Linked DNA regions of Homo sapiens: region 1 is linked to region 2. A link is an interaction called in ENCODE POLR2A ChIA-PET data of the cell type or tissue named here. Cell type or tissue: B cell. All regions are shown on one strand. Links, peaks and the distances in the headings refer to the core of each region. The heading gives the core; the rest is flanking DNA.

Region 1 (5,374 bases), core at 52-5,051, 68 kb after region 2:
CAGAGTCTCACTCTGTCCCCTAGGCTGGAGTGCTGTGGTGCGATCTCAGCTCACTGCAACCTCCACCTCCCCGATTCAAGCGACTCTCTTGCCTCAGCCTCTCGAGTAGCTGGGACTTACAGGCGCACGCCACCATGCCCGGATAATTTTTTATTTTATTTTATACTTATTTTGAGATGGAGTCTTGCTGTTGCCCAGGCTGGAGTGTAGTGGTACAAACTTGGCTCACTGCAACATCTGCCTCCTGGGTTCAAGCAATTCTCCTGTCTCAGCCTCCCCAAGTAGCTGGATTACAGGTCCATGCCCGTCTAATTTTTATATTTTTAGTAGAGACAGGGTTTCAACATGTTGGCCAGGCTGGTCTCAAACTCCTGGCCTCAAGCAATCCACCCGCCTTGGCCTCCCAACGTGCTGGGATTACAGGTGTAAACCACCACGCATGGTCTGAAAACCTTGAAATATATATTCTCTATCTCCCTTAATGAGAATCTTGAACAGAGGGAGGAAAAAAGCAGACATAGTTTAAATGCTTAAAAGTAAGTCAAAAAGGCACAAACTCTTTTACCTGTCCAACTGAATGTGCGAGGCCTTTTTGGTAAAGCTCCACAGTTTCTCATTCTCTTCTCCCACACCACCAAGCATGGCGATTTCACCTACAATCAAGAATAAGAGAACTAGAACAATGAAAATGGTCACATATAAAGTAATCAACACAACTCATGTCTGGGTGGGTCTCTAGCGTTCTTGCAAATAAGTTCTTAAGTGATGCCACAGTCAAATTCCCAAAAAGTTAAAGTAGAAACTATTTTAGACGTGACTCTAAGATCAAATCCAAGAGGAAAAGGGATATACAGTGGCAACATTTTGCCAGAGATGAAAAATCTATCTACTCTATACAAGGAAATCAACCAATTTTAGGCAAAGCAGAAAGCCCAGGGACTTCTTTCCATCTCTCCTACAGAATCATTATGAACTTCAATAGGAGCCAGTACAAAATATTGCCCTGAGAGGTGCAACAGGGGATAGGGTGTTTTTTTTTTTTTTTTTGAGACTGGGTCTTGTTCTGTCACTCATGCTGGAGCACAGTGGTAGGATCATAACTCACTGCAGCCTTGAACTTCCAGGTTCAAGCAATCCTCCCATCTCAGCCTCCCAAGTAGCTGTGACCACACGTGCACGCCACCATGCCCAGCTATTTTTTTTTTTTTTTTTTTGGTAGAGATGAGGTCTCACTATGTTGCCCAGGCTGGGCATAAGGCTTGAAAAGCCAAATGATGCATCTATGTTTTCCTAAAAGAGTATCATATATCAGATTACAAATTATTCAACAGAACAATAAAAAGAAAATGTCAGGCTGGGTGCGGTAGCTCACGCCTGTAATCCCAGCACTTTGGGAGGCGGAGGCAGGTGGATCACGAGGTCAGGAGATCAAGACCATCCTGGCCAACATGGTGAAACCCTGTCTCTACTAAAAATACAAAAATTAGTTGGGTGTGGTGGCAGGTGCCTGTATTCCCAGCTACTAGGGAGGCTGAGGCAGGAGAATCACTTGAATCCGGGACATGGAGGTTGCAGTGAGCCGAGATCACGCCACTGCACTCCAGCCTGGGCAAAAGAGCGAGACTCCGTCCCCCCCGCCAAAAAAAAAAGTTACATAGAGGCATATGATATGAAAATGACCAACTTCTATGTCCTTCCACAGCCCTGAAGAACACTGCCAGAACTCTTTTCCATCTAAATGTGCCCTGTAGTTACTCAAGTTTTTTGAGACCATATGACCTTCTCCTTCACCAAAAGAAAAACAGAGACATGGCCGGGTACTGTGGCTCATGCCTATAATCTCAGCACTTTGGCAGGCTGAGGCTGGTGGGTCACCTGGGGTTGGGAGTTCAAGACTAGCTTGGCCAACATGATGAAACCCCGTCTCTACTAAAAATACAAAAAGTAGCTGGGCATAGTGGCACGCTCCTGTAGTTCTAGCTACTAGGGAGGCTGAGGCACTAGAATCGCTTGAACCCGAGAGGTGGAGGTTGCAGTGAGCCAAGATCGTGCCACTGCACTCCAGCCTGGGCAACAGTGTGAGACTCTGTCTCAAAAATAAGTAAATAAATAAATAAAATCCTCAAAATTCCATAAGTAAGTTTCTATCCCTCAGGAGAATAGGAAAGAGTTTGACATTAAAAATATTCCTAAAGTTTCCTTCTGCTGCTGAGATGTATAATAATTTTTTTTAATTAAAAAACATAGGCCAGGCACAGTGGCTCACGCCTGTAATCCCAGCACTTTGGGAGGCCGAGGTGGGCAAATCACGAGGTCAGGAGTGCTAGACCAGCCTGGCCAACATGGTGAAACTCTGTCTCTATTAAAAATACAAAAAATTTGCTGGGCGTGGTGGCGGGCGCCTATAATCCCAGCTACTCGGGAGGCTGAGGCAGGAAAATCGCTTGAACCTGCGAGGCGTAGGCTGCAGCAAGCTGAGATCGTGCCACTGCACTCCAGCCCAGGCAACAGTGCAACACGCCATCTCAAAAATAAATAAGTTAATTAATTAAATTAAATTTTGGACATACAAAAATATTCAAGTATCAAATGCTGTAACACTCACACTGCCTCAAAGGGATTTTTTCTTTTTGAGACAGAGTCTCACTCTGTCACCCAGGCTGGAGTGTGATGTATAATCACAGCTCACTGCAACCTCAAACTCTGGGGCTCAGGGGATCCTCCCGCCTCAGCCTCCCAAGTAGCTAGGACTACAGGAATGTGCCACTATGCCCAGCCAGGATTTATCTTTTTTTTTTTTTGAGATGGAGTCTTGCTCTTGTCGCCCAGACTGGAGTGCAATGGTGCAATCTCAGCTCACTGCAACCTCTTGCCTCAGCCTCCCGAGTAGCTAGGATTACAGGTGCCCACCACCATGCCCAGCTAATTTTTGTATTTTTAGTAGAGACGGGGTTTCACCATGTTGGCCAGGCTGGTCTTGAACTCCTGACCTCAGATGATCCGCCCCCCTCGGCCTCCCAAAGTGTTGTGATTACAGGCACGAGCCACCGCGCCCGGCCAGGATTTATCTTCTAAAATAAAAACAAATGATCAGTCCTCAGGGTGATGAGTGTACACTCCTGGCCCGTGGTGCACTGCTTCTGGGTTTGTTTCCAAATGCAAAGCCACCAAGGAAAGACATTTCATGGTACTGCTAGAATTTTCTCAAAAGTACTGTTATGGTCAGTGGCAAATAAACACTTCTCATTGAAGACAAGACAAAAATGTAACCAGCAATGTCAAGATAACACCCATACTATATTCTAAGTGGGACCAAAAGAAGATTAACTTCCAGGTGGAGTGACAGCCATGTGAATCATCCACGCCTTTTTCCCACACCACTCCCAGCACTCATTCTGCAGAAGAGATGGAATTCAGTCTCCTTCCCTAGCTCCTTTTTCCTCAAATGACTTTTAAATGTTGGTGACCCTTAGCGTTCTAATCTCTTTCATCTGCTCTTCTCACATTACACGGTGTCCCTTGATGATTGTACTTATTCCAATAGATTCAGATTTGATATATATGCCATTAACTGCCATACTGACATCTCCTGGTATGATCTCTCTCCTAAGAATCATACCCGTATTTCCATCTTAAGCACCTCAAACTCACCATGCCCAAGCCAAATGCCTAACTACGTACTAAGCACCCGCCTTCTCCTTCAATTCCTTTGTCAAAAACAGCACCACTATTTATTCAGAATCCAAAAGTAGGCTGATTTTTGTTATCACAAATCCTTTCCTTTCCCCTCCATCACATATGTAGGTAATCATCTACAGATAACAGTCACTGCTCAGTAAAATCATCAATAATTCTACTTCTTAAAAAAAAAAAAAACTCTGTCTTGTTTTTTTGTTTTTATTTTTAAGAGACAGGGTCTTGCTCTGTTGCCCAGGCTGGAGTGCAGTGCTGCAATCATAGCTCAAGCTCTCCCACCTCAGCCTCCTGAGTAGTTGGGACAACTTGTGTGTGCCACCATGCCTGGCTAATTTTTTTTTTTTTTTTTTTGAGACGGAGTCTCGCTCTGTCGCCCAGGCTGGAGTGCCATAGCACGATCTAGGCTCACTGCAAGCTCCGCCTCCTGGGTTCACGCCATTATCGTGCCTCAGCCTCCCGAGTAGCTGGGACTACAGGCGCCTGCCACCATGCCTGGCTAACTTTTTGTATTTTAAGTAGAGATGGGGTTTCACTGTGTTAGCCAGGATGGTCTTGATCTCTTGACCTTGTGATATGCCTGCCTCGGCCTCCCAAAGTGCTGGGATTACAGGTGTGAGCCACTGTGCTCAGCACGCCTAGCTATTTTTTTTTAAAAAAATTAGAGACAATCTCACTACATTGCCCAGACTGGTCTCGAACTCCTTACCTCAAATGATCCTCCTCTCCTGTCTAGGCTCCCAAAGTGCTGGGATTACAGGTGTGAGCCATTGTGCCTGGCTCAAAATCTCTTAAAATCAGCCCTGCCTCATCTTTACCAGCCACCGCCTTTACCATTCCTACCTGGATTACTTTCTAATAACTTTTTTTTTGAGATGGGGTCTCATTATCTTGCCCAGGCTGGTCTTGAACTCCTGGGCTCAAGTGATCCACCCGCCTCAGCCTCCCAAAGTGCTGGGATTACAAGCATGAACCACCGTGCCCAGTTTCTAATAATTTTTTTTTATTTTGAGACGGAGTCTCACTCTGTTGCCCAGGCTGGAGTGTAGTGTTGTGATCTTGGCTGACTGCAACCTTTGTCTCCCAGGTTCAAGTGATTCTCCTGCCTCAGCCTCCCGAGTAACTGGAATTACAGGTGCCCACCACCACGTCTGGCTAAATTTTGTATTTTTAGTAGAGATGGGGTTTTACCATGTTGGCCAGGTTAGTCTCAAACTCCTGACCTCAAGTGATCCTCCCATCTTGACATCCCAAAGTGCTGGGGTTATAGGTGTTAGCCTGGCCTCGGCCTCTAATAACTTTTTAATCAGTCTCTTTTCCCTCTAGTCTTACAATCTCTAACATAGTCTCCAAATAGGCAGGGTCATTTTTTTTTTAAATGCACATCTGATCCTGTCACTCTGCTGCTTAAAATGCTTCAACTAATCCTTGAATATGCCATTCACTCCACTTATGATAATGTTACTTCTGCTTGGAATCATGCTGTTACCTCCTCTTTTTCCTATGTCTGCTGGATGAATTGCTTCAAGCCTCTGTGGAACTCTTCCTACAGAAAGCTATCCCACACTATTCCAGACAAAGTTAAGAACTTCCTCCTCTATGCTCCAATAAGGTCTTGATCTCTTAGCATGTATCTCTCTCTCACTGGGCTCTGAATCCCAAAGGAAAGAACTCTCACCTA
Region 2 (5,374 bases), core at 293-5,292:
AGGAAGTTGAAATAAGGAAGCCACTCCCCATCCCCAAAGTAACATGCTGGAAAATGATCTGAAAGTGACACCAGCCATGTCTAGTCACAGATGTGGGGGGAGATGCGGACGGGGGCTGGTGGCGGCTGGGGGAGTAACACGCTGTAAAATGATCTGAAAGTGACACCAGCCGTGTCTAGTCAGGGATGTGGGGGGAGATGCGGATGGGGGCTGGAGGTGGCTGCGGGGGATTTAGTGAAGAAGCTGGGGCAGTGGAGAGGGAGCTGGTATCAGGAGTGGGCATGAGAGGGGAAGCGGGCAGAGAGCTACAGGGCTGGAGAGGGGGTGTTCAGGGCTGTCTTGCAGATATTATCCTCCCATTTCCCATGTGAGGAGACTGAGGTCTGGACCAGGTGTCCTGCCCTGTGGGGATCTTTATTTATTGAGGGCCTGTGCCTATTTGTTTTATTTTATTTATTTATTTTTGAGACAGTCTGGCTCTGTTGCCCGGACTGGAGTGCAATGGCACAATCTAGCCTCACTGCAACCTCTACCTCTCGGGTTCAACCAATTCTTGTGCCTCAGCCTCCCGAGTAGCTGGGATTACAGGTATCTGCCACCACGCCCGGCTAATTTTTTGGTATTTTTAGTAGAGACGGGGTTTCACCATGTTGGCCAGGGTGGTCTCGAACTCCTGACCTCTGGTGATCCACCCGCCTCGGCTTCCCAAAGTGCTGGGATTACAGGCATGAGCCACTGTGCCCAGCCGTGTGCTGATTTCTAAGGGCCTCTCTCAAGAAGCTCGTGTTGATAAAAAGGTAATTTCAGGTGCTCACTTGAGAGCTGTGAATTAAAAACAGGGAAAAGATGGCGGGTGAGGGCAGCAGGCGAGGACTGTTTTGTTTGCAGGGGGCCAGGGTAGGTCACTCTGCTGCGGTGACCTTGCGGCTGAGCCCTGAACAATGAGCAGCCGCAGCCAACATGCAGGGATCCTGCTTGGGGGCTGGAACTGGAATGTTGAATGTTTCAGGAACAGGAGGGAGGACAGAATGGGGCTTGGAGAGCTTGGTGGCACCAGTTCACCCACAGCCTCTGGGCTCTAGTGAGGAAATGAGACCCCAGCAGAGACCAGGGGGTCAGTTAATGTTCGGATCAACATCATTATGTGGTCCCTTAGCTCTGAGTGAAGGGCGGATTGGGAGGCGGGCAAGGAGGCCAGGACAACATACAGGTGACATAGGATGGCGGCATGGGCCTGGGTGCTGTGCTTAGAGCCAGAAGTGGGCAGGTCGCGAGATACTTGAGAGGCAGAGCCCACAGGACTTGCTGATGGCTTCTGTGAGGGGGATGACAGGGAAGGTGAGGAATCAAGGCAGAGTCTCAGCTTTGGGATCTGAGATTCATTCAACAAATAATTCAGTGCCGCGTGCCAGGCCTATTCTAAAAGTTGAGGATATGAAGACAACAATGGTGATGGCCTCAAGCAGTAATCCCAGCACTTTGGGATGTTGAGGCAGGAGGATCTCTTGAGGCCAGAAGTTCATGTTCAGCCTGGGCAACATAGCAAGACCTCATCTTTGCAAAATAAAATAAATTAGCTGGACGTGATGGCGCATACCTGTGGTCTCAGCTACTAGGGAGGCCGAGGCGGGAGGATCGCTTGAGCCTGGGAGGTGGAGGCTGCAGTGAGCCATGATTTCACCACTGCACTCCAGCCTGAGTGACAGAGCAAGACCCTATCTCTAAAAAAAAAAAGTAAAATTTGGGGATGCGGCCACCATGAGCAAAACAGTTCAATGATCCCTGCCCCATGAAGAGGACATTCTATACACCAGGTGAATAGTTCCATCTGAGCAATGGCCTGAAGGAGCCGGCCATGTGGACAGTGGGTTGGCAGAAGCTACAGGTGGAGGAAGCGACAGGTGCAAAGGCCCTGGGGCAAGGCCTGCTGTGGTCCAGGAATAGCAGGAGTGGCTGGAGCAGACATGGGGTCAGGGAGCTAACTGGGCCAATTACAAGGGTTTTGGTTTTCAGCAGGGAAATGGTAATGGGGGCTCTGATGAGAAATTCCAGGCTGGACATAAGAGATTTGAAAGTGCTGGCTCAATGATGGTACTGAGAGCCCAGGACAGCCTGAGATGGGACAGGCTGGGATGACAGCTGGATGTGACAGAGCAGGGGTTCCCATGCTGGAGGGCCCGCCTCAGAGAATGTGTGTTTCTGGCCAGCACAGTGGCTCACGCCTGTAATCCCAGCACTTTGGGAAGCCGAGGCAGGCGGATCACGAGGTCAGGAGATCGAGACCAGCCTGGCCAACATGGTGAAACCCTGTCTCTAATAAAAACACAAAAAAATTAGCCAGGCGTGGTGGCGAGCGCCTGTAATCCCAGCTACTCTGGAGGCTGAGGCAGGAGAATCGCTTGAACCCGGGAGGCGCAGGTTGTAGGGAGACGAAATCGCGCCACTGGCACTCCAGCCTGGGCGACAGAGGGAGGCTCCGTCTCAAAAAAAAAAAAAAAAAAAAAAAAAAGCAAGGCTCGCAAAACACCGGATTCCTTCTCAGCTTTCTGAGCTGAAAAGGTATAGATCCTCAAGAAGAGAAGAGTGTATGTAAGTACTTCTCAACCAGTTTACCTCTCTGACCGCTCTTACGGTGTTTGGGGGCAAAAAACTAAGGATCTAGACTCTCTAAACCGCTCGCTGGGTCCTTCTCTCCCCACAATGCACCGGGGCCAGCAGGAAGGCCGCTCCGACCCCTAATTTTCCCGCGAATTCAGTTCAAAGAGGCGGCCGGGCCCGCGATCGGCAGCGCGCACCGGCCAACCAAGCCGCGCCTCCGCGAGAAGCGCCTCCGCGTGACTGACGGGGGAATCCGCGGGCCAACGGGCTGGGCGGCCCGGCGGTGCGCGCTCCCGCCGGCCAATCAGAGCGCCGGGCGGGGGAAGTGGGCGGAGCGAGGCCTGGGTAGGGTGAGCGGCCTCCGAAGCGGAGCGGGGCTCTGAGGAGACACTTTTTCTTCCTCCCTCCTTCCCTCCTCTCCTCCTGCCTTCCCTTCCCCTTTCCTCCCCTCTCTCCTCCTTCTCCCCTCGGTCAGCCGGAGCCTGCTGGGGCGAGCGGTTGGTATTGCAGGCGCTTACTCTCCGGGGCCGCCCGGCGAGTAGCTGGCCGGGGAAGGAGGCAGGAACCGCGATGGCGCCTCAGAAGCACGGCGGTGGGGGAGGGGGCGGCTCGGGGCCCAGCGCGGGGTCCGGGGGAGGCGGCTTCGGGGGTTCGGCGGCGACGGCTTCGAGCGGCAAATCCGGCGGCGGGGGCTGTGGAGGCGGTGGCAGTTACTCGGCCTCCTCCTCCTCCGCGGCGTTACCGGTGAAGAAGTCGAAAATGGAGCACGTCCAGGCTGACCACGAGCTTTTCCTCCAGGCCTTTGAGAGTGAGTGCGTGCGAGGCTTTGAGGGCAGGAAGACCCACTCTGCCAACACCGGGGATGGGACACTCTGCTGGGCCCCCTTCCTCCTCGGGAGTCCACTTGTGTGGTAGTGGAGGGAGGAATTGAGGGGATGTCCCCCTTTCGGAGATTACGTCTCCAGGGGATCCGGAGTCCAGGGCCTTGGGAGAGCTGGAAAAGAGGGTCCGGGCGGGTTCTTGACTCCCCCAAGATTGACGCAAGAGGCTCGGGACTGGGGCCCCACGTTCAGAGCAGGCGGCTTTTAGATGAGGAGGTAGCAGTTGAACTGAGCCGCAGTCACATCCCGAGACTGGTTCTTGTTTTCTTTCATGCCTTTCGGACTCTAGAAATACAGGGGTTTCGGTTGTAGCTTTTGAGGGGCAAAATGAAGCCTGTGAAGGGATGAGTGCAGTGGAACCGAAGAAAGTGTCCTTAGTCTGAAATGCCTTCGCGCTAACTTGGTGCTGCAGGTTCCTATGGCACCTTTGGATGCTTAAAACCCTTCAAATCTATCCACCCATTTTGTGGATATGTAAACTGAGCCAGAGAGTGGTCAAGCATCTTCTCTGGAGACGACCCCAGAATTCTGCTTTTTCTACTCGGCTTACAGGACATTTTCTTGGGTCAATTTCTGTTTCTAAGGTCTGTCTGGTAGGTGAAACTGACTTATTTGGAAAGGAGAGCAAGGTGTCTGGAAATAAACAATAGAATTTATTAAAAACATCGTGACTATGAATAATCCTGATTGTTCTTTAAGGAATGTTATATCCTGATTGGTTTCCTTTTTTGCTTTTGTGTGTTATAATTTGGGTGATCTTTAATAGCTAAGTAATCTTACAGAAACTTGAATAAACTTGGCTCTACCGCCCAGTGTCCTTATTTACAGTTTCACTGTGGCATATATTAAGGGCATGGTATCAGCTGTGCTTAGAAAGACCGTATTATGTTGTTTAATACCCTTCCTTCATTCTCTCTCATTAGTGCTTCATGAAATTCTAATTGGAACTTAATAGAAGGAGTTTCAGTTTTTATCGAAACGAATATTGACCTTGCTTCAGAGAGATTCACATTATTCACATATTTCTTAATATACTTTGAAATATCTAGAGAGGCTTTAATTGGAAATAGGATGGAGAACTGAAGGGCAGTGGTGACAATAATGATACTTGTTTGTACCCCTTCTAAAGTATCTCATCTCCCTTTAGTTAATTTAAGATAAAACTAACCAATTGAAGATTTAGGTGGAAATTTTAAAAGTTCTTTCTGAATGTTAAGAGAAGACACATTCTCCAAGAAAGTTTTAACTATTTGCGTTCTGATGAGTCGACCTCAGGGAAGTCAAGTGTCATTAAGAGCTAGATCTGGTCATAAAACAACTTGAAGTTGTTTACTGGAAAGTTTAAATACTTGAATGTAATTATTCACAGTTATTTCTATTTGGTTTATTCTGATACTGCTGTATAATGACAACGTGATACTAATAGGTCATTAATGTAACTAATATAATAGTATATGTATTTTTCATCCACTTAAGTCCTGTATAACAAATTACATTTTAACTAATTTGAAATTTAATTCAACTCATTTTAAGCGTTAGACGGTTTTGTGAATCTGTCAATTGTGTAAAAAATGTATTGAGGTAATATTTATATTGAACAAAATAGATAAAACTTTAAATTATAATTAGGAATATTTATTGAGAATTTTTTCTGCAGTTTGTGTCCGAGATTTATTTCAACATTGACTGACTTTTGAGTGCAGTGGATCCCACCTGTAATCCTAGCTACTCTGGAGGCTGAGGCAGGAGGATCTGTTGAGCCCACGAGTTTGAGACCAGCCTGGGCAACATATCAAGACCCCTTTTCAAAAAAAGAAAAAAAAAATCTTGACTGACTTTCATCATACCTGTATTAGGAATGTCTGGATCTGTATTAGGATGTCATCATATCTGTA

Evidence for each region. ChIA-PET counts read pairs that join two places held together with the same protein. Peaks named below come from ENCODE experiments on the same cell type or tissue, not always from the same donor. Only the 100,000 strongest peaks of a DNase experiment are listed, where the experiment ranks them.
Region 1: POLR2A ChIA-PET joins it to region 2 with 5 read pairs; 5 of 35 experiments call an interaction of 5 or more read pairs at or near these places.

The regions. Positions count from the first base shown.
Region 1 is chr17:30,796,746-30,802,119 of GRCh38, forward strand. It overlaps CRLF3 (cytokine receptor like factor 3), which reads right to left. Exons shown (of 8, transcript NM_015986.4): 3 at 566-653. Among named protein-coding and RNA genes, the nearest start is that of CRLF3, 25 kb to the right of the region's middle. In B cell, for the core only: no CTCF peak of the experiment used is centred there; no DNase peak of the experiment used is centred there.
Region 2 is chr17:30,728,718-30,734,091 of GRCh38, forward strand. It overlaps the pseudogene SUZ12P1. Among named protein-coding and RNA genes, the nearest start is that of CRLF3, 93 kb to the right of the region's middle. RefSeq lists an enhancer at 2,882-3,502 and a silencer at 3,200-3,269. In B cell, for the core only: no CTCF peak of the experiment used is centred there; DNase peaks (open chromatin) are centred at 2,740 and 2,964; H3K4me3 peaks cover 1,924 bases; H3K27ac peaks cover 1,165 bases.